2 separate regions of the Homo sapiens genome follow, and region 2 is linked to region 1. A link is an interaction called in ENCODE POLR2A ChIA-PET data of the cell type or tissue named here. Cell type or tissue: A673. All regions are shown on one strand. Each heading gives the region's core, and the rest is flanking DNA. Links, peaks and the distances in the headings are about the cores only.

Region 1 (16,402 bases), core at 5,249-13,248:
CTAGGCTGGCCATCTCGAAGAGATCTATGAAATCAAATGTACCACCTGGTGTTCATTTATCAAACTCCTTTCATGAGTTAACCCCAATCCTTGCATGAATAGAGCTGTCTGAGGATAAAAAAGGGATTTTTTGAATTCTTGGCCACATATTTCTCTTCGGTGATGACATTGTTGAAGGTGATTGTTCTCCTTCTTCTTCTCTTTTCTCCTACTTCTTCTCCATCATCATCACATCTCACCTTCAACCCACCTTCTATATGACTTATCATAAGATTGATCTTGGCATGCCTCTGCTTAACACTTCACCCCAAGGATAAAGTCCAATCCCTTTGCACAGTTTATCGACCCTTTAAGGAATGTTAACTTTTTCCCTCTCTATCCTCATCTCTTGCCATTTTCCCACCAACCACTGTACATTCTAGACATGACTGATTTCTGTTCAGTTCCTTGAATGTATCACGCTTTTATTGCCATGCTTCTGCACATGCATTTCCTTTATTCAAGGACATGTCTCTATCTCCTTCCACTTCGTTATAATTTTAATACAGTTTCATCATCATCTGAAACATCACTTCCTCTAGGTAAATGTATAATGCCCTTATCACCAATATTGAATTCAGTGACACTCCTATCAGCTCCCACAGCATTTTGTACTTTTCCTAACTCAATACGATCAGGATTCTGTTGAAATTACCTTTCTCCATGTATACCTCCCCCTAAATTTCAACTTCTGGGGTGGCTTTCCAGCTAGACAATTTCAGATTATATGAGCTTTGCTCATATAATCCAGAGCTTTGCTCAGCAGTGAGATCATGTCTGAAATCTACTATCTAAAGAGTATATATGATAATATAAACGATACAGCCTGTTTGGAGTCATTGTGGGTAGCATAACCTTTTCAGTCTCACCAAACCAATATGGAAGCAAAATAAATGGCCAACTATTCATTAGATACACAAAGCCCAAACATCTGTGACAAATGTCATACATCTAAAATGATCTCCTGTTGCCCCAGGAATTTCTTGCAATTACTCTACTATTCTTATCTAATCTGGGGATCTGAGAATAGTGCTCTAGCTTCTCTCTTACATACTTGTTTGCCTGACCTGGAAATGAGTTCACTCTCCCCTCCTAACACCAAACACAGCTGACTTTTTGAAGCTGTGAATCAAGCTAACTGCCTGAAAGCCTCTGGCATCATAATCATAAGACTTTCCAAAGTCACTGGATCTAGAAAGTAACTCTTTTTTATAACTGCAGTTCATTCAATTACTAATGTAAAAGTAATGTAAAATGTAATATTTTATTATGTTTTGGGGTTCACTATGATCTAGACACTTTGAACACACTATAACAGTTAATCATCTCCACAATTCTACAGCTAGTTATTATTTTCCCCATTTTACAGATGAAAAGACAGAGGTTCTCAGTAGCCTAGTGGTTTGTCCAAAGTCACACAGCTGTTAAGTGTCAGAACTCATGTTAGAAAAAACATGTCTCTGATTCTGAAGCCCATGTTATTTCCATTAAGATGTGTCTCAGTGTTTCAGGGCAGGATATCCCTTATTTGGAGTCCATTTAAAAAAAGATTATTTATTTGAAAATGCTTGCTTTTCATCTGCAATAGAATGTAGTAAAAAACACTTTTTCTTTGGGTCAATGATTTTCACTAGCTACTGAAATGGAGAACTAGCCAGCAACACCACCTACCAGGACACATTTGTGGCAGGTGGGAGACATTGGGGTGCACTGTTCCCTCTTCTAAGGAACATTTCCTGAAAATCCCTCCTGTATCTACCCAGGCAGTTCTTTCCACCACTGCATTCTAGGAGCTGACAGAGCACTGGACCTGGGGTTAGGCAGATGAGAGTTTGGGCCCTAACTCTGCCAATTCCCACTTATGTGAATTGGATGGTTGCTAAGTGGCTTGATATCACAAGGAAGAGAGAGAATCTCACAAGGTTGGAAAGGGAGCCATGTGAGCAAAATCACGCATGTGACAGAACTGTAGAAACTGTAAAGATGCTGAACATATATGAGGCAACATTACTGTGCCCTCCAAACCAGCAGTCGATCAAAACTTAAGAAACCAGGATTTCCATCTAAGAACCTGTTTGGGATATACAACTCTGATAGAAAATACTTAATGAGTATCTTGATTGTAACATAGAATATGTATACATTAGTAAAATAACCAGATATACTACAGAACTCTCTATTGGCTCAAACAGGTTGACCTCAATCCAAGTTTACTCTTGATATCACTCTATTGGCTGAAGGAGGAAACTCAAACCTCAGGGTTTGTTTTTCCCAGGACAGATAGTAGTGATAGTGCATTATATTTTAATAAGAAAAACAAAGATCAGATAGTTGTAGATATGTGGCGTTATTTCTGAGGACTCTGTTCTGTTCCATTGATCTATATCTCTTTTGGTACCAGTACCATGCTGTTTTGGTTACTGTAGCCTTGTAGTATAGTTTGAAGTCAGGTAGTGTGATGCCTCCAGCTTTGTTCTTTTGGCTTAGGATTGACTTGGTGATGCATGCTCTTTTTTGGTTCCATATGAACTTTAAAGTAGTTTTTTCCAATTCTGTGAAGAAAGTCATTGGTAGCTTGATAGGGATGGCATTGAATCTGTAAATTACCTTGGGCAGTATGGCCATTTTCACAATATTGATTCTTCCTACCCATGAGCATGGAATGTTCTTCCATTTGTTTGTATCCTCTTTTATTTCCTTGAGCAGTGGTTTGTAGTTCTCCTTGAAGAGGTCCTTCACATCCCTTGTAAATTGGATTCCTAGGTATTTTATTCTCTTTGAAGCAATTGTGAGTGGGAGTTCACTCATGATTTGGCTCTCTGTTTGTCGTTGTTGGTGTATAAGAATGCTTGTGATTTTTGTACATTGATTTTGGATCCTGAGACTTTGCTGAATTTGCTTATCAGCTTAAGGAGATTTTGGGCTGAGACAATGAGGTTTTCTAGATATACAATCATGTCATCTGCAAAGAGGGACAATTTGACTTGTCTTTTCCTAACTGAATACCCTTTATTTCCTTCTCCTGCCTAATTCCCCTGGCCAGAACTTCCAACACTATGTTGAATAGGAGTGGTGAGAGAGGGCATCCCTGTCTTGTGCCAGCATTCAAAGGGAATGCTTCCAGTTTTTGCCCATTCAGTATGATATTGGCTGTGGGTGTGTCATAGATAGCTCTTATTATTTTGAGATACATCCGATCAATACCTAATTTATTGAGAGTTTTTAGCATGAAGGGTTGTTGAATTCTGATCTTTGACAAACCTGAGAAAAATAAGCAATGGGGAAAGGATTCCCTATTTAATAAATGGTGCTGGGAAAACTGGCTAGCCCTATGTAGAAAGCTGAAATTGGATCCCTTCCTTACACCTTATATAAAAATTAATTCAAGATGGATTAAAGACTTAAATGTTAGACCTAAAACCATAAAAACCCTAGAAGAAAACCTAGGCATTACCATTCAGGACATAGGCATGGGCAAGGACTTCATGTCTAAAACACCAAAAGCAATGGCAACAGAAGCCAAAATTGACAAATGGGATCTAATTAAACTAAAGAGCTTCTGCACAGCAAAAGAAACTACCATCAGAGTGAACAGGCAACCTACAAAATGGGAGAAAATTTTGGCAACCTACTCATCTGACAAAGGGCTAATATCCAGAATCTACAATGAACACAAACAAATTTACAGGAAAAAAACAACCCCATCAAAAAGTGGGCGAAGGACATGAACAGACACTTCTCAAAAGAAGACATTTATGCAGCCAAGAAACACATGAAAAAATGCTCACCATCACTGGCCATCAGAGAAATGCAAATCAAAACCACAATGAGATACCATCTCACACCAGTTAGAATGGCAATCATTAAAAGTCAGGAAACAACAGGTGCTGGAGAGGATGTGGAGAAATAGGAACACTTTTACACTGTTGGTGGGACTGTAAACTAGTTCAACCATTGTGGAAGTCAGTGTGGCAATTCCTCAGGGATCTAGAACTAGAAATACCATTTGACCCAGCCATCCCATTACTGGGTCTATACCCAAAGGACTATAAATCATGCTGCTATAAAGACACATGCACACGTATGTTTATTGCGGCACTATTCACAATAGCAAAGACTTGGAACCAACCCAAATGTCCAACAATGATAGACTGGATTGAGAAAATGTGGCACATATACACCATGGAATACTACGCAGCCATAAAAAATGATGAGTTCATGTCCTTTGTAGGGACATGGATAAAATTGGAAATCATCATTCTCAGTAAACTATCGCAAGAACAAAAAACCAAACACCGCATATTCTCACTCATAAGTGGGAATTGAACAATGAGAACACATGGACACAGGAAGGGAAACATCACACTCTGGGGACTGTTGTGGGGCGGGGGGAGGGGGGAGGGATAGCATTGGGAGATATACCTAATGCTAGATGATGAGTTAGTGGGTGCAGTGCACCAGCATGGCACATGTATACATATGTAACTAACCTGCACATTGTGCACATGTACCCTAAAACTTAAAGTATAATAATAATAAATAAATAAATAAACAAAAAAAAAGAAAAACAATCCAGTAAACCTTGAGAAATTTTAAAAAGCATAGTTGAGGCTTATTTTTTCATAATTATATACTTATCTATTTATTGCCCATGGAAAATATATGTGTAGAAGTATTTCTTCTGTTATTTGTTACTATCTTCTTAATTTGTTCCAAAGAAAATACTGGCATACTGCATTCCCTCTGGAAGGAAACAAAACAAAACAAAACTCACTCAAAACCAGCAGTGCTGCTATCAGATAAGTAGATGTCAATGTATACTTACAAGGAAAAACTAAAAAATGTAATGTGTTAATTCAGCCTTTTTCTATGTAATATTTCCAAGTCAGACTTTCTTACATTCCTGGAATTTACTTTGATATACCAAGAATAATAATGATAAAATGTTTGCTTTGATTACTGTGGGGGGAAAAATGAAATGTTCAATTGTATTAAAACAAACAAACTTTTCAGAAAAAAAAAAAAAAGATACCAGGATTTCATGTGGATATTATCATCCGATTGTGTGCACTTTAGGAAGGGAGACATGGTCTCATTCATTTCTTTGTGTGCCCCCTAATTAGCCTAGGGTCTGAACAGAATAGAGACTCTATAATGACTTGATCTTGATTTTCTGAATGGTGATGATCACAGCTCTTCCCTCACCTCCAAGCTGGAAGTCAGTGGCTTCTCCTTACTCTGAAAACATTCTCTGTCTGAAACTCACACCTGAACTTGGAATCTATTGGCTTAGTTTTTTTGGTTTGTTTTTATTATATATATACATAATAATGTTAGCAGCTATCCTTTATCAAGCAGACAAATTGCACTTTACTGACTAATTTAAGCCTTACAGCTACTGTATTAGTACATTTTCATACTGCTATAAAGAAATACTAGAGACTGGGTAATTTATAAAGAAAAAGAGGTTTAATGGGCTCACAGTTCCACATGGCCAGGGAGGCCTCACAATCATGGCAGAAAATGAAGGAGGAGCAGAGGCATGTCTTACATGGCATCAGGGAAGAGAGCATGTGCAAGGGAACTGTGCATTATAAACCATCAGGTTTCATGAGACATATTCACTATCATGAGAACAACACAAGAAAAACCTGCCCTTATGATTAAATTACCTCCCACTGGATCCCTCCCACAACATGTGGCGATTATGGGAGCTATAATTCAAGATGAGATTTGGGTGGGAACACAGCCAAACCGTGTCAGCTATCTCACATATTACTGTACAATATATATCCCCATTTTCACATGTGAGGTAACTGAGATTTAGAAATGAGATGACAACCCCTTTTTTCTGATTCATCAGGACTCACTGGCAGAAGGGATCTGAACTCAGAGCTCCCTGAGGCCTGACACAGCCTCTTTACCATGCTGATGACTTTGCTAAATTTTGTCTCACAAGTCAGGGAACATCAAGGACTTGCATGAAGTAATCATTAAATAAATATTCTCATATTCTTCATCTGTGACAGAGAGATAGTAAAGGTCCCTATTTCATGAGGTCATATGAAGATAAAATGATACTGTCTATGAAATATTTAACAAAATGTCTGCCACAGATAAACATTAAATAAGTGGCTATAATTAGTCTTTGTGTCCCCACCCAAATGTCATCCTGAATTGTAATCTTCTTAATCTCCATGTGACAATGGAGAGAGCAGGTGGAGGTAATTGAATCATGGGAGTGGTTTCCCCCAAGCTGTTCTCATGATAGTGAGTTCTCACGAGATCTAATGGTTTTATAAGGAGCTCTTCCCACCTTTGCTCAGCACTTCTCCTTCCTGCCACCTTGTGAAGAAGGTGCCTTGCTTCCTCTTCACCTTCTGCCATGATTGTAAGTGTCCTGAGGCCTCCCCAGCCATGCTGAACTGTGAGTCAATTAAACCTCTTTCCTTTATAAATTACCCAGTCTTGGGTATTTTTTATAGCAATGTAAAAACGGATTAATACAGTAAATTCGTACTGAGGTAGTAGAGCATTGCTATAAGATACCTGAGAATGTGGAAGCAACTTTTGAACTGGGTAATGGGCAGAAGTTGGAACAGTTTGAGTGCTCAGAAGACAGGAAGATGTGGGAAAGTTTGGAACTTCCTAGAGACTTTTTGAATGACTTTGACCTAACTGCTGATAATGATATGGGCAATAAAGTCCAGGTTAAGATAGTCTCAGATGGAGATGAGGAAGTTCATGGGAACTGGAGCAAAGGTGACTCTTGCTATCTTTTAGCAAAGACACTGGTGGCATTTTGCCCCTGCCTTAGAAATCTGAGAAACTTTGAACTTGAGAGACATGTTTATGATATTTGGCAGAAGAAATTTTTTAAGTATTATAGCAAAGCATTCAACATGTGACCTGGGTACTCTTAAAAGCATTCAGTTTTATGCATTCACAGAGAGATTGTTTAAAATTGGAACTTACGTCTAAAAGGGAAGCAGAACATAAAAGTGAAAAATTGGCAGCCTAATGGCTTGATGAAAAAGAAAAACCCATTTTCTGGGAAGAAATTCAAGCTGGCTACAGAAATTTGAATAATGGGAAGACAAATGTTAATCACCAAGATAACGGGGAAAACGTTTCCACAGGGCATGTCAGAGGTCTTCATGGCAGCCCCTCCCATCAGAGGCCCAGAGGCCTAGGAAGCAAAAACAGTTTCTCCAGCTATACCCAGCACCTTGTTGCTTTGTGCAGTCTCAGGACTTGGTGCCCTGTGTCCCAGCCTTGGCTAAAAGGGGCCAACATACAGCTCAGGACATTGTTTCAGAGGGTACAAGCCCCAAGTCTTGGCAGCTTACACATGGTTTTGGGACTGTGGGTGCACAGAGGTTAAGAATTGAGGTATAGGAGCCTCCACCTAGATTTCAGAGGATGTATGGAAATGCCTAGATATCCAGGCAGAAGTTGGCTGCAGGGTTGGAGCACTCATGGAGATCCTCTGCTAGGGCAGTGCAGAAGGGAAATGTGGGGTTGAAGCCCCCACACAGAGTCCCCACTAGGGCACTCCCTGCTGGAGCTGTGAGAAGAAGGCAACAGTCCTCCAGACCCCAGAAGGGTAGATCCACTGACAGCTTGCACTGTGCACCTGGAAAAGCTGCAGACACTAAATGCCAACTTGTGACAGCAGCTTCGAGCAAAGCCACGGGATGGAGCTGTGCAAAGCTGTGGGAGCCCACCTTTTGCATCAGTGTGACCTGGATGTGAGACATGAAGTCAAAGGAGATCATTTTGGAGCTTTAAGATTTGACTGCCCTGCTGGATTTTAGACTTGCATGAGGCCTGCAGCACCTTCATGTTGGCCGATTTGGAATTATTGTATTTACCCAATGCCTGTACCCCCATTGTATCTAGAAAGTAACTAACTTGATTTTGATTTTACAGGCTCATAGGAGGAAGGGACTTGTCTCAGAGGATACTTTAGACATGGAGTTTTTAGTTAATGCTGAAATGAATTAAGACTTTGGGGGACTGTTGGGAAGGCATGATTGGTTTTGAAATGTAAAAGGGACATGTTATTTGGGAGGTGCCAGGGGCGGAATTTTATGATTAGTCCCCACCCAAATCTCGTCTTAAGTTGTAATTCCCATAATCCCCACATTTCAAGGGAGAGACCAGGTGGAGGTAATTGAATCATGGGGGCAGTTTCCCCCATGTTGTTATTGTGATAGTGAGTGAGTTCTCATGAGATCTGATGGTTTTATAAGGGGATCTCACCACCTTCACTCAGCACTTCTTCCTGCTGCCTTGTGAAGAAAGTGCCTTATTTCCCCTTTGCCTTGTGCCATGATTGTAAGTTTCCTGAGGCCTCCCTCCCCAGCCACACTGAACTATGAGTCAATTAAACCTTTTTTTTTTTTTAACAAATTACCCAGTCTTGGGTATTTCCTTATAGCAGCATAAGAGCAGGCTAGACAGGCTATTATTAAGCTTTTTCATTGAATTTTATTTTTTCCTACTCTCCTCCCTCTTCTGTGGGATAATATTCTCAAACATAGTGTCAGCACTAATATTTCTTTTACTTTTGCCCCACACAGAAGCCTGCCCCAGATCTGTAACTCACAAAATATATAAATAGATAGGATATAAAGTTCAGAAGGTCCGCTGGGATTTGACTCATAGGGTGATCAGTTTTGGAATCAGAACCAATGACCAAATGCTCATTACAGATGAACAGCGCTCTATAGTTTACAGTTAAGCAATACGATGCAATGGTTAGAAACATAGGCTTTGTAGTCAACTTGAATTAAAAACCAAAATCTGGTACTTTTATAGATTCATACATGCAGATTGAGTGTTTGCTATGCATCAAGCACTGGGAAAGAAATTTTACACTAACTAGCTTTGTGAACTCATGCAAGTCAATAAATCCTCCTATCCTCAGTTTCTTCACCTGTAAAATGAGCATGACCGTCTTGCTGATAGCACTGTAGGCTTCATAAGAAACAGTATGTCAAGAGTTCTTAGAACAGTGCCTAGTGATGGTAGCTCTAATTACATGGCCTGAGAGATTTACTGTTGGAAATCTTGAGCAATATTTTTATTACCATTGCCCTCATTTTTGGGGTGAGGAAATTGAAGAGACTCACTTACGCTGCTCTACTGTTCTTGCGGGCAGCACTACTGTGTGTCAGCAGGTATTCATCAGTCCTTCATGAGGGAGTTGTAAGAATGAATAAACTGTGGAGGATATCCAGCAGCTGCAGAGGAGAATATTACCCAGCTTTCTCTAAGTCTTCCCACCGTGAGTCCCGGAGCACCAGACATGGCCACGTGAATTTGTTGGGCCTCTAGGAGCTGAATGAAAGCAGGAAATCTGTCAGCCTTGGCCTCAACCCTAAGAAAATTCTGCCACCCCTTGCTGCCAACTCAGATGCTTGTCATATTATTCATGAATGTGATGTCTTCCCCAAGAAGCTGTTGGCTCCCCAAGGCTGGAATGGGTAGGCAGGCACTGGAAACCCAGAAATCCAGACCAACAGTGGGAGAATCTGGCATGCAGTTGAGGGGCCTCCTAGGCCCATCAGTTTATGTCGATTCTGGGCAAACTAAGAATGGTCCCCTAAGGCTGGCATCCTAAGGACAAGTCTATCAATCACTCCATGGAAGCCAAGCATTATGCCAGACACTGCATGGGAAGTGCGAAGGGAGGTGTCTTAGACTGCTCAGGCTGCCATAACAAAAAACTGGGTGGCTAAAACAACAGAAATTTATTTTCTTAAGGTTTTGGAGGCTGGAAGTCTGAGATGCCAACATAGTCAGTTGATGATGAGGGCTTTTTTCCTTTCTTGCACCTTCCCACTGTGTTTTCATATGATTGTGAGAGAGAATGAGCAAGTTCTCTGGTGTCTCTTCTTATAAGAGCACTAAATTATTCCCCACTCTTATGACCTCATCTAAATCTAATTATCTCCCAAAGGCCTAATCTATAAATACTGTAACAGTGGGGGTTAGAGCTTCAACATATAAATTCTGTGGGGAACACAATTCATCAGTAGTAGGAGATAAACATTTTATTGCACTTGAAGTCTTGTCAATTTTGATCGATGTATTTAAGAGAATCAGTGACAAATTAGGAAATGCACCAAAGAGAAATCAGAATGGTACAGGATGTTAAAATCATGTTATTTAAGAAAAAAAATAGCCATAAAGCAACTATTGGGGGCCTAGACTAGTTTAACAGGAAAAAGTGTTATGAAAACGCAAATTGTTAGGGTGCTAACAGAAAGATATTAGAACCCTAATTACAAAATTATTAGGGCAATAGTTAAAATTTAAGATAGTATTTATAAACATTTAGTATGTTATCATAATTTTAGTGTACAAGGTTTATGTTGTTACTGTGTTAATTGCTCATTATATGGGTGATCATTACAAATGAATAGTGCATTCATTTAGTAATTATAATATTAAAATTCAACCCTACTGGTCCGTCCTTCTAGCAATAGTCAAATGATTTGAACAGAAATGTTTTTTAGTCTGCAGTCATAAGCCAGCAGATAACATAAAATATTAGTTAAAAATTAACCTTTTATGGCAAATAAATCAAACCCCAAGTGAACTCTTTTACCAGGATCTCTTACTTACTCATTTGGATGCAGCTTACAAGCCCATTTAAAAGATTATTGGAAGTTTGTTTTAAATTGTTTTGCTTTTTTTTTTGAGATGGAGTTTCGCTCTTTCACCCAGGCTGGGGTGCCGTGACATGATCTCAGCTCACTGCAACCTCCGCCTTCCAGTTTCAAGTCATTCTCCTGACTCAGCCTCCTGAGTAGCTGGGATTACTGGCACCTGCCACCACATCCGGCTAATTTTTGTATTTTTAGTAGAGATGGGGTTTCACTATGCTGGCCAGGTTGGTCTCAAACTCCTGACCTCATGATCCACCCGCCTCGGCCACCCAAAGTGCTGGGATTACAGGCATAAGCCATCATGCCTGGCCTCATTTTGCCTTTTAATCTTTATACTAGAGATATAATTGATTTACCCATCATCATTACAGCATTAGATTTGTTACAAATTTCATAGTGTACTTTTACCAATGAGGATTTTACTTTCATATGTTTTCATGTTACTAATTGAAGTCCTCCTTCATCTTAGAACTCCCAATAACATCTCTTGTAAGGCAGGCCTAGTGTTGATGAACTCTCTCAGCTATTGTTTCCCTGAGAAAATCTTTATCACCTCTTAATTTTTGAAAGAAAAAGTTGCTGGGTATAATATTCTTGGCTGATAGGGTCTTTTACCCGCAGGTTTTTGAATATTTACCCCACAATGTATAGACATATAGAAACATTACATTGTATCCCATAAACAGATAAAATTATTATCTGTTAATTTAACATAAAATAAAATTGTAAAAGGACTCATTTGAGTAAATGGGTAAATTCATAAATCCCTTCCACAGAAAAATGCACCAATACATCAACCTTGACATATAGTTTCAGAGAATTAAGAACCACCAGTTTAGATAGTATCATAGTTGGTGCTTAGTAATTATTTGTTGAATGACTGAATTAATGAATGACTAAATTAATGAATGAGTAAAGATGGAAGCCTATTTTATCTTGAGATTAGGATATCTTACATGCATGAATATGTATAATGAGGTATCACTTTTCTCTTAAGACAGAGGCCTTTTCTGGAGAGTTTCAGGCACATCTTCTTGCATCCATTGGGCTCTAGAAGGCTCTGCTTGGCTTAGCTTCAAGATGTAGGTCTGGTCCAGCTCTGCTCTTGATGTCTTACTCTGCAGCCCAGGTTTACAGGGGAGTGGGCACCCAGGCTATGTGCACGTGGTGATGGCAGAAGCGGGAGATAGCAAATCCAAGAGAGCAGGCACATTTCTCATCTGTTTGCATCATGCCTGCTCACATCCTACTGACATGGAAAATCAACAGCCACCCCAAAAGTCACAGGGTGGGGAATACATTTTATTACCACAAAGCCAAAGCAAGAGTGTGCATGGTTAATGTTGTTACAGGGGAATGAAAAATTAAGACGAATAATTCAATTTACCTAACTCCTTCCCTTGCAGTTGTAGGAGCCAATTGTGTGACTGAAGTCTCCTTATGTCTCAAAAAGGCATTTCTTTTTCACCAAACCACCTTCTTTAGGTCAAATTCAACCTTTGAAAATCACATGAGATAACTATTAAAATGTACTTTCTTTTTTTATTATTATTATTATACTTTAAGTTTTAGGGTACATGTGCACAATGTGCAGGTTAGTTACATATGTATACATGTGCCATGCTGGTGTGCTGCACCCATTAACTCGTCATTTAGCATTAGGTATATCTCCTAATGCTATCCCTCCCCCCTCTCCCCACCCCACAACAGTACCCAGAGTGTGATGTTCCCCTTCCTGTGTCCATATGTTCTCATTTTTCAATTCCCACCTATGAGTGAGAACATGTGGTGTTTGGTTTTTTGTCCTTGCGATAGTTTACTGAGAATGATGATTTCCAATTTCATCCACGTCCCTACAAAGGACATGAACTCATCATTTTTTATGGCTGCGTAGTATTCCATGGTGTATATGTGTCACATTTTCTCAATCCAGTCTATCATTGTTGGACATTTGGGTTGGTTCCAAGTCTTTGCTATTGTGAATAGTGCCGCAATAAACATATGTGTGCATGTGTCTTTATAGCAGCATGATTTATAGTCCTTTGGGTATAGACCCAGTAATGGGATGGCTGGGTCAAATGGTATTTCTAGTTCTAGATCCCTGAGGAATTGCCACACTGACTTCCACAATGGTTGAACTAGTTTACAGTCCCACCAACAGTGTAAAAGTGTTCCTATTTCTCCACATCCTCTCCAGCACCTGTTGTTTCCTGACTTTTTACTTTTTAATGATTGCCATTCTAACTGGTGTAAGATGCTATATAAGCAACTTCAGCACAGTCTCAGGATACAAAATCAAGTACAAAAATCACAAGCATTCTTATACACCAATAACAGACATACAGAGAGTCAAATCATGAGTGAACTCCCATTCACAATTGCTTCAAAGAGAATAAAATTAGGAATCCAACTACAAGGGCTGTGAAGGACCTCTTCAAGGAGAACTACAAACCACTGCTCAAAGAAATAAAAGAAGATACAAGCAAATGGAAGAACATTCCATGCTCATGGGTAGGAAGAATCAATATTGTGAAAATGGCCATACTGCCCAAGGTAATTTATAGATTCAGTGCCATACCCATCAAGCTACCAATGACTTTCTTCACAGAATTGGAAAAAACTACTTTAAAGTTCACATGGAACCAAAAAAGAGCCCGCATCACCAAGTCAATCCTAAGCCAAAAGAACAAAGCTGGAGGCATCACACTACCTGACTTCAAACTATACTACAAGGCTACAGTAACCAAAACAGCATGGTACTGGTACCAAAACAGAGATATAGATCAATGGAACAGAACAGAGTCCTCAGAAATAACGCCGCATATCTACAACTATCTGATCTTTGACAAACCTGAGAAAAACAAGCAATGGGGAAAGGATTCCCTATTTAATAAATGGTGCTGGGAAAACTGGCTAGCCCTATGTAGAAAGCTGAAACTGGATCCCTTCCTTACACCTTATACAAAAATTAATTCAAGATGGATTAAAGACTTAAACGTTAGACCTTAAACCATAAAAACCCTAGAAGAAAACCTAGGCATTACCATTCAGGACATAGGCATGGGCAAGGACTTCATGTCTAAAACACCAAAAGCAATGGCAACAAAAGCCAAAATTGACAAATGGGATCGAATTAAACTAAAGAGCTTCTGCACAGCAAAAGAAACATCAGAGTGAACAGGCAACCTACAAAATGGGAGAAAATTTTCACAACCTACTCATCTGACAAAGGGCTAATATCCAGAATCTACAATGAGTCAAACAAATTTACAAGAAAAAAACAAACTACCCCATCAAAAAGTGGGCGAAGGACATGAACAGACACTTCTCAAAAGAAGATATTTATGCAGCCAAAAAACACATGAAAAAATGCTCACCATCACTGGCCATCAGAGAAATGCAAATCAAAACCACAATGAGATAAAATGTACTTTCAATTGGTCAGACATTAAGCTCAGGATTCCTGGTCATTCTCTGATGACTAACTTTACATTACTCTTTGGAAAGCATCACTCTGTGTTCTCCTTACTCAGAATAGATTCAATAAGTGTTTTTTCTCCTTTCCTTTCACTCTCTTTTTATGTAAATATTTCAAATTTCTATTTCTTAGTTGGGTGATAAGACAAATAACTTTTATTTTTTTTGAGACTAAGTTTTGCTCTTGTCACCCAGGCTGGAGTGCAGTGGTGTGATCTTAGCTCACCACAACTGCCGCCTCCCAGCTTCAAGTGATTCTCCTGCCTCAGCCTCCCAAGTAGCTGGGATTATAGGTGCCCACCACCAAGCCCAACTAATTTTTGTATTTTTGGTAGAGAAGAGGTTTCACCATGTTGGCCAGGCTGGTCTTGAACTCCTGACCTCAGGTGATCTGTCTTCCTCAGCCTCCCAAAGTGACAAATAACTTTTACAACTTACCATTCTAGACTATCACAAGCAACTTGTCCTTTTTTTTTCCTGTAGTAGCCAGGTATTTAATTCTCTCTTCATTTGTTATATCATTCTTAATGACACTTCTGATGTGCCACAAAATTAGCATTCTAGAAGCCTTTGTTTATATATTAAAATCTGAGCTAAAGAAAGTACACTTACACTATATCTACAATTTGGAAAGCAAGTTATATCTGGCATAAAAACAGTAAGAAAATGAAAATGGAAATGTATTCCTACTGAGTGGTATGTTTCCAATTAAATCCTGCTGCTATTTTAATGATCTTAGAGGAATGGATGTAATTCAATGTAAAACATATTGGCACCTGATCTGTGCCATGTGCTCTGATGATGGGTTCTGGGGTCTTAGGGCTACACAAGATTCATCTCTCCACTCAAGTTGCTCACAGACCAGCAGGGAAGGCATTAACTCACTCACTCATTCACTCACCCATTCATTCAACAACTAAGTCCCAAGTCATCTGCTGGTCATAGTTCTGGGTGCTGAGGATACAGAGGTGAAAAACAGATTAAATTTCAATCTTTATAAACCTAAAACTCCAGTTGGAGAGAGCCATTTTAGAAAAATGTGAGGTCTAATTTTAGGACAATGTGAATAGCCATTACCTATTTCTAGATCTTTTTTCAGACTTTTTCTTTCTGTCCCAAAACACCTACAGGATTTGAGATATAAATGAAAGTAGAGATTTTACTTTGGACAAGATGGGCTCTTGAGGTATGAATTAACCAGACTTCTTATAGTAAGCTCATTCTTAAGAGATATATGTGCTAACCCCTCATACTCCAAAGGAAAAATGTAGAACAGTTGTACCAAAACTTGTTTTGTTTTACTTAATGCACCCAAATAATCTGGTGTGCTTCTCAAAAATGCAAATTTCTGCACCTACTCTAGGCCTCTTGTTTGTGAATTTTCACACATTAAGTACGGGGATTTCTTCCTTCAAAAAAGTTCTCCAATAATTTAGACACAGTTAGGTTTGGAACTATTTGTCCCAGGACATGAAAAAAACTTCACTGAACTTCACAGACCTGCGTTTGAAGGACAAATTGAAGGGAGTAGAAAAGAATTTGAGGCAAAAGAAACACAGATGAAGAATTAAGAGTAAACAAATGAATAAACAAAGGAAGCAAGAGAGGGAATGAAGAGGGAATTTGAAAGATAAACTGATAGAAAATTTTTTATCAATATTATCAATGTTTGAGGCCCTTTTTTGTTCTTGTTTGTTGCTTGAAAATGCCTTGAAGTTCTGAGATCTACATCAGGAGCCAGAAAACCTGGGTTTAGTCCCAATTCTAATATTGGGTATGCTTGGTCAAAGTTCTTCCCTTTTCAGACTTTCATGCTCATTCATAAAGATTAAAGATTTACCCAGGTGCTGCTGAAGGGCCTTCTAGCTTTGAGAATGCTCATACTCTGATCTGTTTGGCAATAGATGAGGCTATCACAGAGTTTCCCTCTAGAATCAGAAGAGAGGCAAGAAGGGGTGGTAACTCAGTTGTGCATTCTCAAGCATATCAATGCAGACCAGCAATTAAAAAGATGCACTTTGTGGCTGGGCGCAGTGGCTCACGCCTGTAATCCTAGCACTTTGGGAGGCCAAGACGGGCAGATTGCCTGAGTTCAGGAGTTTAAGACCAGCCTGGGCAACACGGTGAAACCCCATCTCTACTAAAATACAAAAAAAATCAGCCAGGTGTGGTGGTGTGCGCCTGTAGTCCCAGCTACTCAGTAGGGT
Region 2 (14,523 bases), core at 4,977-12,976, 200 kb after region 1:
AAGTGATGAAGGCTGGGGAGGTGAGGAGTCTTATGTTTTATGAGTTGGTCAAGGAAATAATCTCTGAGGATTAATATAGGAGCAAAGACTTTAATGAAGCAAGGGAATTAGCCATGTGAAGGTCTGTAAATGAATGTTCCAACAGAAAGAACGATAAAGTTCAGGGATGGGGGTGAGTTTGGCATATTTGAGTAACAGCAAGAAAGTCTGCATGTCTAGAGCAGAGAAGGCAAGGAGAGAGTGGCAGAAGGTAAGCTCAGAAAGAGGGACCAGGTCAGATGCTGTTTAGGGGCTTACAAGATGTGACCATGGCTTGGGATTCTATCCCACTTTTGAAGGAATTCTATTAAAGGGCTAAGAGAGCAGTATTATGACTTGATTTATCTTTTCAAAGGATTACTCTTAGGACACTGGTGAGAAGACCACAGGGAAGTAAGAAGAAGATATCAATTTGGGAGAAAATGTCTGTGGTTTAAGGATTATATAAAAATGGCTTGACTTGGGGTGATAGGAGAGTGAAAGAAGATAGCTCTGGATATGGTGCAAAGAGAGAGCTGATGGGTCTTATCCATGGAGTGGATATGCAAAGTGAAGAAAGTGAGCAACCAGATTATCAGTTGAACATGTCCTATTAAGGGGAAAACTGGAGAAGAAGTAAGTTTGGGGTGGTAGAAATCTGGAGGTCTGTTGTGTGTAGATCAACCTCTTATAGACATCCAAGTGGGATGAAAAGGAGATATAGATACAGGTGTGGTGCTCAGAGAAGACACCCATGCTAGAGAATAAATCTGGGGCTCAGCAACATATAGGTAATATTTCAAGTCAGGGGACTGGTTGGGAATACCTAAGAAACCAGAGAGAAGAGAAGAAAGCAAAGAGGAAAAGGAATGGAAAACAATGGGAGAGGAGGATCAAACCCTTGGAAACTCTATGACTCAGTGCTCAAGCAGAAGACAAAAGACCAGGAAAGGAGATTTAGAAGGAAATAGGAAATACTGGAATACCAGGTGTGATGGTTAATACTGAGTGTCAACTTCATTGGATTGAAGGATGCAAAGTATTGTTCCTGGGTATGTCTGTGAGGTGTTGCCAAAGGAGATTAACATTTGAGTCAGTGGACTGGGAGAGGCAGAACCACCCTCAATCTGGGTGGGCACCACCTAATTAACTGCTAGTGTGGCTAGAACAAAGCAGACAGGAGAAGATGGAAGAGCAGACTTGCTGGATCTTCCAGCCTTCATCTTTCTCTCATGCTAGATGCTTCCTGCCCTTGAACATCAGACTCCAAGTTCTTCAGCTTTTGGACTCTTGGACTTACACCACTGGTTTGCCAAGGGCTCTCAGGCCTTTGGCCACAGAATGAAGGCTGCACCTTTGGCTTCCCTACTTTTGAGGTCTTGGGACAGATCCACCACTGGCTTCCTTTCTCCTCAACTTGCAGACACCCTATCATGGGACTTTAACTTGTGATTATGTGAGTCAATTCTTCTAATAAATTCCCTTTCATATATACATATATTCTGTTAGTTGTGTCCCTCTAGAGAATCCTGACTAATATGCCAGGAGAGAATGAGGAAGGAGTGCTGTCCCTATAACAAAATTAAGAAAGTGTTTCAAAAAGAAATCTATGATTAATAGGACCAAGTGGTCCTTAGAGGTTGAATAAGTGAAAATAAAAAAAATTGATCATTGAATTTGTCACTGTAGAGGCCACCCATGAGGGTGAGAGGTGGGATAAGGGTATGGGAGTTTGAAAACAGAGGATAAAATGTGACAAAGTCATGCTAGAAAATTGGAGCAGGGATTACTTGGGGAAATGTAGAGGAAATGCCTGAAGATGATGAGGGTACATTTCAGATGTTTGTCTTATATTTAAAGTGAGATCTTCAGCAACATTGCGTTTTTATCCTACAATGTTCCTAAGCAAACAAAATTCCTGTGTAACAAAAGGAGATGGTCAGAGGTAGAAAGCTTGAAATCAAAATCTTGAAAACGCACAATTACCAGCAATGACAAAGTTCAAGGTTAAACTACGTGAGTAGATGTTTAAGAGGTCACTATAATGACAGAAGTAGTCTTGAAAAGAAAGGCAGTAATGTAGGAGCTGGACTGTTCAATCCATCTGGAGAAGCAACTTGGGAGATGGCTGATGACCAAAACAAAAGTGGGAAGAATAGCCTGATGGTATGCTTTTCAATGCAGTTATTAATTTTTGAGAAAGGAGAGAATTGTTGGGAAATAGTAAAGAAAATGCCTACCTTAGGGAACTAGAGATGTGGAAGGAAAACCTACCATTTGTGAGGGCTGCAGTATGCCTTAGAGCCTCTGGTCTACCATTTTTCCCTTTGGAAAAGAAAGATAAAGAGAAGCATCAAAGGAAGAATTTGAGGATATAGATGAGAGATGATGAATTTGAGAGGACAGAGTGAAAAAATTGGGGAGATGAGGAACGAATGAAAATAGTTCAATTTAGGAGCTACACAGAGCCACCTAGCGATGAATCTAGGTGATAATGAATGGCTGATGTTCTCTATTTATTGTAGCAATTGATTAAAATGGGAATGTAAGATTGGAGGGATTGATTTCCTGGTCTTTTATGTAAAGGTGGGTAATTCTAATTTAGCCACCCTTTTGGGACTGGTCCCTTAGGTTACTTGCTGTGGCGATGTTAAGGAAGTCTCTAAGGCAGTAAATAGCGACCTTGTTTTTACAATGAGAACATGAAATTCTGCTGCCCTCTAAATCCCACTGTGGCAGTACCTGATCCCAAGTCCTGCCAAGTGCATATGAGCTCAAGAAGCCTTCTTAACAGACTGCACAGGATGGTGTCACCGCGGGAAGAAAGTACTGGTCTTAATAAGAGCCCTGACAGCCAGGGTTGTTAAACCCATTTTACAGATAAATAAACTGAGACCCTCAAATGTTTAATAAGGTCAGACAGTTAGGATGTGTTGAAACTGGTCTCTCTGATTCAAACTCCAGGGCTTATTGAACTTGATCAGCTATTCACTTCAATTCCACAAATGGCTGAGATTGCAACCGCCAGCCCCAAACCTCACAGGCTCCCCATTCTACTCACCCAGAAGCACCATTTTCACTCTTCTCCTCCCTAAGAACACTGGGCAGTCTCCTGTTGCCATGGCAAACTGTGGGCCATGTAGCCACCCTGACAAAGGGCTACTGTGCCCTCTGACTAAATCCCACTCACAATGTCTGATTACCACATGCAAACCCAGCTTGGACAGCCTCCCTGAAAATCAGTGGGCTGTTTTCATGAGTGAAGCTTTTTTCCCCTTCTAATTTAGCATTTTCTTCTATTACCAAAAAAGGGCAGATTTCCATATTCCAATTCTCACCAACACTCCCTCAGAGACTACACTTTACTGAGATCAGTTCGTTCTCTAAACAGTGGTTTTCCTGGCCACATGGTGCCAGCCTTCCTCATCCTCCCTATCCCCTTTCTGTGGCTTAGGGAAGATACAAAGGTGGCCTGACTTAGGTGATAGGAAAGTAACCGAAGGGAGTAAGAAACAGTCAGGTTATGGTTTGAAGGTAGAGCCAACAGGTCCTTTGACGGAGTCAATGTGGGAAGTGAGGCAGGTGAGTGGCCAGGTAAGATGGCAGGGTGGAGGAGGGGCAAGTTCAGGGGTGTAGACATTAAAGGAGTGTTTTATACAGGTTAAGTTTGTCTTACTTATTGAGCATTCAACTGGAAATGTACAATGGATACTCCAGATGTCTGGAGCTCAGCACATCTTATGAATATAAGGCAGTCATTCTCAACATCAGCATGATTAGCAATTTGGACTGGATAATGGTTGGCTGTGGGGAGCATCTCTGCACATTGTAAAATGTTTAACAACATCCCTGGCCTCCACCCACTAGATGCCAGCCACACCATTCCCTCCCCCGGGGTGTCAAAACCAAAAATTTCTTCGAACATTGCCAAATGCTCCTTGATGGCAGAATCACTCCCAGTAGAGAATCACAGATTTAGTGATAACTAGTATTATCCATTTTCTACAGATGCTCATGCACCTATTTCTGTGTATTAACTGGTAGGTAAATTTAGCAATAGAAAATGTTCTTTTTTTCCTTTTTCACATACTTAGTTATATGTACCAATTTGTAATTTGCTTACTTCACATAGGATGTCTAAACATGCTAGTATATAGGAAGCTGCCATTTAAAAATATATATATATGGTATAGTATTCTGTAGTTTGGATATATTCTGTTTATCTACAACTATATTATTGAAACTTTAGTTTATTTGTGAGGTGGTTGTTGTTTTGATACTGTAAATAAAATTGCAATGAATGTCTTAACACATATGTACTTATTTCTCAGAAAAAGAAAACTGAAATTGTTGGTCACAGAGTATATGAATTTATAAACTTCATAAATTGCCTCGTGTAGATAGTTTATAAAAATAACTGCTATAATTTCCTCCCTGTATCCAGTCTCTTTTGTTATTTGACTTTGTGGCTCCTCTATCTTTTGAGTTTGGGCTGACTTTGTGACTTACTTAGATAAATTGAATGCAACATAGCACAGTCAGGAGCAAGGGGCTGCTTTAGACATCATCATGCCCTTAAGGCATTGCAGTCTTGACCTTAGGGACAGTCAAGTATATAGGAGATGAAGCATCAGGGAATTGAATCAGGGGAGCAAGGAGGTTAAAATACTTCACAGGGGAAGCCAGATCTTGCAGGTTGGGTGGCAGAATGCCTGTCAAGGACCCATCCATAACAGGATGCTTCAGTTTCATCTTCCTCCAGATCAGAGCTGATTAATCCCAAAACCTCTGGGTCTCCTCCCCATGGATAGACCATGGGGAAGGTTGACAGATACAAACACCTGCTAATGCAGTGAGGTGAACAAGGGCGATGTAATTTATTAATTTCCCATCAAAGAGTTAAGCCCTGTGCTGATCTATCAGCCCAGGAAGTAGGGGTCCGTGGAAAGTATATGATTTTTTTTTTCAGAACATAAATTATGTCTCACATAAATGGCTTAAGAGGGAATTAAAGGGACACATTTCTTTGGGATAAAGAATGTTGAAGGCAGCTGGTTTTGGCTTTGCGTCAAATCAGAGGGTGGGGGGCAATGTCTTGAGAAGCTTTGGGAAACAAATTTGGAAGCTTCATCCTTCTCCCTCCCTCCTGTTGTGCCAGGATGTCTCCTTTGACATCTGAAATACCCTGTTGCGCTATTCAACTTTTTTTTCTGAACCAATGCTCAGCAACACTGTAGTTTGAATCAGTGGAGTGGCTGGTAAACCCCTTTTTGTTTTCTTTGCTCCCACTCTCTCCTCTGCCCTTCTCTTCTTTGTCCCCCTTTTTTCCTTTCCCTTTAGGGTTGTTTTCAATAGGAAAGAAGCATTTCTCTGAGAAGCACAAAGAATCTAGTTAATGGTTTAGTCATTTTGAAGATGAATAACAGCAAGTCTACCCCATATTCCTGATGCAAACTTCTGTATGCAACATAAGGAAATATGTATTAGGACATTAATTGCAAAGTTATTTGAAATACAAAAAAAAGAAAAATGAAAGAAGCAAACAAGCTAAAGGTTCAACAACATGGATGTAGATAAATACATGGTTATATATCCCTACACAGAATACTATGCCACATTTCAAAAATAAAACAAAACCCGACAGCTTCCTAGGCACTAGCATTTTTAGATATCCCAAATACATGGGCTTGAGAATAAGCAAGTTAAGAGATACATATAGAATAACAGTAACTATGTGAACAAGAAAAGAGAGCACTTTCCTTAGTAAATATATCTACAGGTAAATGTAAACATAGGTCCCATGTTATCAATAAATGGATAACACTAGTTCCTGCTAGGTCAGTGGTTCTCAACTTGGGAAAATTTTGCCCCCCCGGAAATTTGCCAATATCTACAAACATTCTTGGCTATGGAAACTGTGTGTGGATCATGGGGGTGGGTGGTACTACTGGCATTTAGTGATGGAGGCCAGGGATGCTACTAAACATCCTGCAATGCACAGGAGAGAGACCTCCAGCAAAGAATTACCCATCCCCAAATGCCAACAGTACCGAGGCTGAGAAACTCTACTCTAGGTAGACAAAGAGGTGATAAGGATTAGGAGGTAGATGTCAAGAAGAAGTTTATCTATAATGTTTTAGACCTTTCAAAGAGAGTGTAATTGTGCATCACTGATGTAATTAGTAAGTGATTAAAAAATAACCTTCAGTAGTTTTCCATTGACAGAAAAGGACTTTTTGTTACCTGCCTCATCTCTCCCAGGTCCCTATCACACATCCTACATTTTAGGCATACCAAAGCATTTATAGTCTTTTGAGTTTCATGTGCTTCATAGTTGCTTTTTTTTCACCTCTTGATCCTTCTGCTCTGAAAGCTTCCTCTCCTCTGTCTGTGCCTGGTGAAATCCCATTCACACTCAAGAGCCCAACTCAGTACCATTCTCCCTGTTCTTCCCAGGTGAAGCTGCCCTCTCCCTCCTGTCTGCCGTCTCTGCAGTGCCTAGACATCTGGTGTTATAATGAGACCTCAGCATCTTGACTTGGGGAAGCTGGTTTTGCAGCTTATGCATTACCCTAGCCAGCCTTATGGGCAACCTGGCTTCCTGTACAGCCTTCAAAAACCACCCAAAAGGACAGGTCATACATCACACAAACTTAACATACAAACCTCTTTCAACAGAGAATCAGGAATTATCTCGCTTAGTGTCACCCACACATCCTCTTGTTCTTGGAATCACATACTCCAGCGTGCACTGGAGTGGCCAGGATGGTAGATGTATGATGTGGGCACAGAAGGCAGTCTGGCAAACCAGAGAGCCCCTCACCCAGGGTAGCAGCCTGCACTCATTTCCTGCTAATTACTGCAGACCTCATGTTGCCAGATCTTCCAAGATAAATTTAAAATTCAGGATTTTATTATAAAGTTTCTCAATAAAGTTTAATATTCAAAGCAAAACCTTACAATCACTCTATGAGTGAGACAAAAATGCATCATTGGATCAGATCTGTTTTCAGGGCTACTGGTTTTTAAACTCTCAATTATTATAACTATCCATAAATGATATTCCTGAACTACATAAAGAAAGAAATGAAAAGTGCAGTCTAGTATGAAAGATAGGCACAAAGACACATACAAAGTCAAGAGAGACACATGTCACACAGTCTTCAGCATACTCTCTCCAACCCTCAGAGAAATGAGCACAGATGAAAATCAGACTCTTGTCACTATCAGAGAAGTCTAACTTTCTCCTGTGGGGATGAGTAAAAGAGAAGTCTAGAAAGAACCAATGCTTTCTCTTTTTTTTTTTTTTTTTTTTTTCTGAGAAGGAGTTTCACTCTTGTTTTCCAAGCTGGAATGCAATGGCACAATCTCAGCTCACTGCAACCTCCACCTCCTGGGTTCAAGCGGTTCTTCTGCCTCAGCCTCCCAAGTAGCTGGTATTACAGGCAGGCACCACCATGCCTGGCTGATTTTTTTTGGATTTTAGTAGAGACAGGGTTTCACCATGTTGCCCAGTCTGGTCTCGAACTCCTGAGCTCAGGCAATCTGCCCATCTCAGCCTCCCAAAGTGCTGGGATTACAGGCGTGAGCCACCACACCCAGCTAGAACCAATACTTTCTTTCTAAAACTTCTTAGATGATGCGGGGTCCTATTTTATGGACTATGGTCAATGCAAATGGAAGAAAAAGAGAGTGGATGTTTTTTCATACTCTAATATACTAAACCAGATTGACTTTGAATATGACTCCATGATCCTATAAACTGTAAACACTCAGCTCTCAGGTTGGTCATATGAGCAATAGACAGACATCGCAGGGGAGGAATATCCCAGGCTCACGCATGGAGTTTTCTTTGGTACCAGCTCCCTCATGGATCACAGTCCTTGGAACACAATCACAATGGCCAATATCCAGAAAATATTTTCATTTCATGGCCCTCAAAGCCCAGCCAAGGCCAGGAGCCAAGTAAGAGCAGGGAAGGAGACTCAGCCTCAGTTTCTGATGTATTGCAACCATGCCAGCTGTCTTTGGAGCAGACTCTATTCTCAGATGTCTCCACTGGGATCCATGGTTGTTTCAGGATCTTGGACGCTGACTTCCAGCATCTTTCTCTGTGGGTATCATATGGAAGGAAGGGAGACTGACTCATGGTAGAGCCCATTTAGACAACCAGGGAAGAAGCGGCACATGATCCGATTTTCCTGACCAGGAAGACTGTCAGGTACATCCCCTTTACATGTAACATGCTGAAACATGTGCCTGTTGCCATGGAAACCCCATAATGCAAAGTGAGTAAACGCAGCCTGAATAGATCCAGTCCAGAATGCTTGCTGAGTCCTGCTGCTTTCAGTCTCTTTCATCACCCGAGTCGGAGTACAGCTGGAGCCAGAATTAGTGATGGGTAAAGAGCTCAAAAGGCCCCTGGTCTCCTTCCAGTGCATCTCTGATTTAAGTAAAGCCTATTGGGTTTGGAAGACTCAAGTGGCCAAGCTGTCCCGTGAGAGTCCCGGCTCCCCTTTCTCTCATCCTAGGCCACAAACCAGCATCTCACTCTATGTTGCGGGGAGTGATGTGGAAGCTAATCAAAGCAGCTTTTAAAAGGCTTTCATGGTTTGCAAAAAAAAAAAAAGAAAAAAAATAGGGGGTGTTTTGGGTGGAGACCAGAACACAATTTTGCTTCCAGCCTGTTTCCCCTTTTTTCTTAAATACACACAGATTGAGATAGACTCTACAGCAACAAGTTTGGAACAAGCGAAAACCTTTAAACAAAGCTATTAAACATTATTTTCCTGCTCCAGTGAAAAGCAGCAGCTATGGGCCAAACACAAATCCAGAACACCCAAAGTTCTGTTCTGAAGACTATACATTAATTAGAGAAAATAAAACATTTTCTCACCATGCGTTCCTTTCCACAGATGTATCTAATCATGTTATATGTAGACTGTAATAGCTAGTCAGAGCCCACCTAAATAGCTGAACTATGTTTTTAGTCTCGTAGAATAAGATAAATAAATATAGCAGTGGCAGAGGCCATTTGACAGGAAATATCTTGGGAGATTTCATGGACCACATAGGATGGTCCAATCCATGGGGACGGCTAATGTGGCAGATCAACACAACTCAGAGAAAAGTGAGTTTAGACACCTTTATGTGTTTCAAAACTATAATAGCTTCTTACACCTCCTTTTTTAAACGTAATTGCATTCCTCACACAACACTTACTACTGTGTTCCATATGAACAGCAGCAAGAACAAAACATCAGTGAGGAGATAATGTTATCAGAATGCCACCCATCATTTTCTTCCTTCTGAGATGTCTTCTAAATTCTAAATCTATACAACAAATGGGAGAAAGAAAATATTCTTCATTTTTTGCATTTAGAATCTGGGAGCAGGGGCAGGCCTTGCTGAGTTCTGGAGGTCTGTTTGTTTAAGGAGGCTTTCCAACTCAATGAGCCAGGAATAAAATGGGGAAACATGCCTTTTTATATATCCAGCCCTAAGGTTGATTTTTAATGGTTTCATGTATTTTCTCTGAATAATATTTATGCTATTAAATAAACTCAAAGCCAATGTGTAGATGTACAATTTTCCATAGCATACTGCCTTGAACAGCACCATGATTGAAAATGAGAGAGGAAGCAGGCACTTCATCACTTTCATTTCCTAGATGAAGGCACCAAGATTCAGAGATGGAATTACATTTGTGAAAACCAACCAGCTATATCAGCCACCTACCACGGGTGCCCGAGCACAAGACAACAAGTTGTTTGTCTCTTTGTTTAACCTATATAGTTAAACATTAGAAATGTGGATGAAATAATAAAATGTCCACTTATGATATTTATCAAATTACCACATATTAAAAGTCATAAAATTAGAAATATTAATTGCATTTTCAATTAATGCAATATAATTGCATTTTCTTCCAACTCTTAGTTTTCATGAATCTATTTTATACAAACTTCTGATATCAGATTCCAGCCATTATAAGTCATCTAACAGCTTTGCAGAGCTCCAGTACTTTGGATGCATCTGATTTGTTTGAGGTCTAGTTCTTTGTTAATCGGCAAGCCACAAATACCAATTTGCCTAACAACTGAACATTGTGTGTGCTTAATTCATTTTGTAGACATATATATTCTTGAATTCTGCAACGCAGTCTATCAGGAATAATTACAAAATTTAATAAATATTTTTGCCTCCTCCCTTAACATTTGGTCAGGTGGCCTCTTTTTTTTTTTTTTTTTTTTTTTTTTGAGACAGAGTCTTACCCTGTTGCCCAGGCTAGAGTGCAATGGCGCAATCTCGGCTCACTGCAACCTCCGCCTCTCAGGTTCAAATGATTCTTTACAGGTGCCCACCACCACGCCCGGCTAATTTTTTGTGTCTTTAGTAGAGATGGGGTTTCACCATGTTGGCCAGGCTGGCCTCAAACTCCTGACCTCATGATCCACTCGCCTCGGCATCCTAAAGTGCTGGGATTACAGGCCTGAGCCACTGCACCCAGCCAGGTGGCCTCTTTATATATCCAGACCTTGCACTGATTTTTAATGGGTTCATATATTTTTTCTGAATAATATTTGTGGCATTAAAAATAAAGCAATTGAGAGATTAAGTTTAAATCTGCAGGACTTATAATGCCTTGATTATAAGATACTCCCCTGTTTGCTGAAATAGAATGCTTGTAAACAGAAAGCTCTCCCCTTACAGTCAAGTATTCCCAGCACTGTGGCAGAGCTGGAAAGGAAATGGAATCCTTCATCTTCTAGTTGAGAGTGAGCACCACTGCTCAACACCACTGTTGGATGGCAAGTTTTGGGAGGGCAGGGCAGTGTCTTATTCAGCTTATCTAAGTCCTAGCACCATTTCTGACACAGAACAGGTTCTCAATAACTGTTAAGTAAATGAATGAGATAATTGAATACTTAGCCAAAGCATCTCATATTACTTTAACACACTTTGTACCCTTGACTGAGAAAAGGAAGAGAGACTCTTTAAATTCCAAATGTAGCCAAGTTGTCCCTTAAACTGAAGAGGCACATTATTTTGTTTCCTGTGACAATCCTAAGTGGTTTTATTTGGGCAGACTCATATTGCAACATCTCAGAGCTCAGGCTCATCATCTCAACTCACTAAATAGCAGAAGCAATCAGCCCAGAGTCAATCTAACACTTAGTGGTCATACTGAATGGTCCAGGGAGGCTGATGCCAAAAATGTGGCTTTAGGATTCTTGATCTCACGGATGGGAGACCCCCCATGAGAACAAATGCTTGTCCTGGTGCATTGTCAATTACAACCCTGCTTTCCAGGCTTCAAAGCCGCCGAGAATTCAATCATGTCCCCACACTGAAGCTGGGGCTGACTATGTGCGAACCTGCCACTGTGGCATACTCTTGGCTTTGTTCAACTATATAATGACCGAGGGTTGGGTGGGGAGAGTGTTAACACATACAGGAAGTAATATAAGAAGGGACGTGGGGAAACAGTTTCTGGGAACAAAGTTCCTGACCACTGAAGTTGTTTGAACTTAAGAATCAGAAACACTACTTTGGGATCATGTTATTGGGATGCAACGGGGAGGCACAGAAGGGTAGGGAGCAGGCCCTACTCTGGTCAGTTGTGAAATAGGCTAACTACACAAGCAGTGTTTTCTCCTCTCACTATAAGGATGTGGCCCAACTTCCAAGGGTGCCCCACCATTGAGGTCTTCACTGCCAGGAACTGAAATCTCATGGGACACAAAACCCACCTACACATCCTCTCAACTTCTCCTTTCTGTGTTGAGTCCGTATTAGTCCGTTTCACGCTTCTGATAAAGATATAACCGAGACTGTGCAATTTACAAAAGAAAGAGTTTTAATGGACTCACAGTTCCACGTGGCTGGGGAGGCCTCACAATCATGGAAGGAGGTGAAAAGCAAGTCTCACATGGCAGCAGACAAGAGAAGGGAAGTTATGCAGGTAAACTCCCCTTTATAAAACCATCAGATTTCATAAGACTTATTCACTAACACAGGAACAGCATGGGAAAGACCGGCCCCCATGAATCAATTACTTCTCACCAGATCCCTCCCATAACACATGGGAATTGTGGGATCTACAATTCAAGAAGAGATTTGGGTGGGGACACAGTCAAACCATATCAGATTCTCTCTCCTTGTCCAGGGCCTGGAAACTAGAAGACATCAAACATATTCCAGTTTCTGTTTTCCATAGTATAATTAGCCAATTTATACCTGGTTCAAAGCATTTTCACAGACATTTTACTAAGAGACCTTCACCATCATCTTTTATGGTACATAGGCTGGGGAAGGATTAGAATGTTCATTTTTAAAGTGGAAAAATTAATTTCTCAATGCTCTCTCAAAATTCCCAGGATAACATTATCTTGTTAGGACAAACTATTGGACACTTCACAGTATGGCCTGTGCCTTTCTCTGTAGCATCTCTCCCTTTGCCTTCACCATCCAGGCTGCATTAAAGCTAGTATGAGTGACTTGTAGTTCCCAGAAACTATCATCCCATTTCACGCCATGCCTTGACTCATGCCTTCTCTTCTCCCTGGAATGTCTCTCTGCCATCCTCTGTTTGATAGATACATCATGACAACTGCTAAGTATATTTCAAGATTCAGACCAGATATTGTCTCCTGGAGGGAAGTGGACACTTTCCCCCACCTCAACACCCACACTGGTTAAAGGCCCTCGTGTTCACCTGTATCATACAAACCATCTATTTTCAGTGTTTACCTGTTCACATATCGACTTTTCCCCAACTGATTGTGAATTTGTGGAAATCCAGTAATATTTTGTTGCAAGTGACAATAAACTCAAATCAACTTGATTTTGATTTAAAAAAACACAGAGGAAAAGATATATTGGCTCAATAACTCAATGCAGCACTTAAGGCATAAATGCACTCAGGGCCTCAAACAATATCGCCAGTGTTCACGCTCTCATAGCATCCAAGCTCTACTTTCTTCTTGGTGTGTTTTACTCTCAAGAAGCTACCTCTCTTGGCTACCTGTGGTGGCTCATGCCTGTAATCCCAGCATTTTGGGAGGCCAAGGCAGGCAGATCACCTAAGGTCGGGAACTCAAGACCAGCCTGGCCAACATGGCAAAACCCCATCTCTACTAAAAATACAAAAATTAGCTGGGCATGGCGGCACGTGCCTGTAATCCCAGCTACTTGGAAGACTGAGGCAGGAGAATCACTTTAACCCAGGAGGCAGAGATTGCAGTGAGCCAAGACTGTGTCACTGCACTACTGCAGCCTTGGTGACAGAATGAGACTCCATCTCAAAAAAAAAAAAAAAAAAAAAAAAGCAGCAGCAGCAGCTTTCTCTCTACACAGCAGCTTCTGGAATAGAATAAAATAAGCAAGTGTGAAATGGGCACAAATAAGTTTGTCAAGGTTGCCAAGGGCTAGATCAAGCCGAGCCTATGGTCCCGTTAAGGCTTCAGGATTTTGTAAATGCATCAAAATGCCTTGAGAGGTTAAGCACACAAAAAAATGGGTGTATGCAAAAACACCTGCTCTTGTGTTCATTGCATATGATGAATGAGAGAAGCAAGAGTGGAAGGAGAGTCAGCAGCTGTGAGGCAGATATAATAACCTAAGGCTCAGGATTGGTGGCCTGAACTAAGGTGGTGGCCATAAAGATGGAGAAAAAGGGACAGAGTCAAGGTGCATTTTGGCAATGAAAATTGGATAATTTTATCATGGATTGGATGGGAAACATGGTTGTGGAAAGGATGATTTTGTATTTAGGACTTGACCAGCTGCTAACACCAACTTCTGAAAAAAAATAAATAAAACATCTTGGTGGGAAGGGGATAGAAAAGAGAGGAGGGGCGAGTTTGGAGGGTGGAGTCGACAGTACTATTTGGCTTATTAATAAATCGGTGCAAAACTACTAATTGTTCAGGAGACATCCAACTGGACTTCAGCTTGATTTGTGCACAGACTTGCCATCCCAAACTGCCCCAGATCTGAAATAAGGTGTCTAGTAGCTAACCACGGAAAAAAGAGATGTGGGAAACCTTTGAGGCATACAAACACTGTAGCTGACAAGCAGGTCACCTTTTAAGTCTTGAATTGAAGATTTGGTTGGAGATTTGCACTTAAAGATAACTAGATCTGAGTTCCAATGGCAACTCCGCTGCTCTCTAGCTGTGCAATCTTGGCTAATTTACCTCCCCTCTCTGAAACTCAGCTTCCTCAACTATAAAGGGGGATCATTCTATACCCCTCACTTTCAGGACTTTTGTGAAGATCTGTGTATTGAAATGTGTTATAAACCGTAGAGTAATAAATACCTATAAATTGAAATTCTGATCAGTTTAATATATACACAGACATCAAAACTAAAGGATTTTTCAAATAAAAATGAGCCACGTGAGGGATATTGGGTACATCATTTCTTCAGGCTCTAGACTTTTGAAATAATCCCAAGAACAATCTCAGCTCTCTGGTGTCAATGAAACACTTGGCTTACTT

What was found. ChIA-PET counts read pairs that join two places held together with the same protein. Peaks named below come from ENCODE experiments on the same cell type or tissue, not always from the same donor. Only the 100,000 strongest peaks of a DNase experiment are listed, where the experiment ranks them.
Region 2: POLR2A ChIA-PET joins it to region 1 with 11 read pairs; 2 of 35 experiments call an interaction of 5 or more read pairs at or near these places.

The regions. Positions count from the first base shown.
Region 1 is chr9:115,416,167-115,432,568 of GRCh38, reverse strand. No RefSeq gene overlaps it. Among named protein-coding and RNA genes, the nearest start is that of DELEC1, 280 kb to the right of the region's middle. In A673, for the core only: no CTCF peak of the experiment used is centred there; no DNase peak of the experiment used is centred there.
Region 2 is chr9:115,214,294-115,228,816 of GRCh38, reverse strand. All of the region lies in intron 1 of DELEC1 (deleted in esophageal cancer 1), which reads right to left. Among named protein-coding and RNA genes, the nearest start is that of DELEC1, 80 kb to the right of the region's middle. In A673, for the core only: no CTCF peak of the experiment used is centred there; DNase peaks (open chromatin) are centred at 5,116, 8,356 and 11,016; H3K27ac peaks cover 1,677 bases.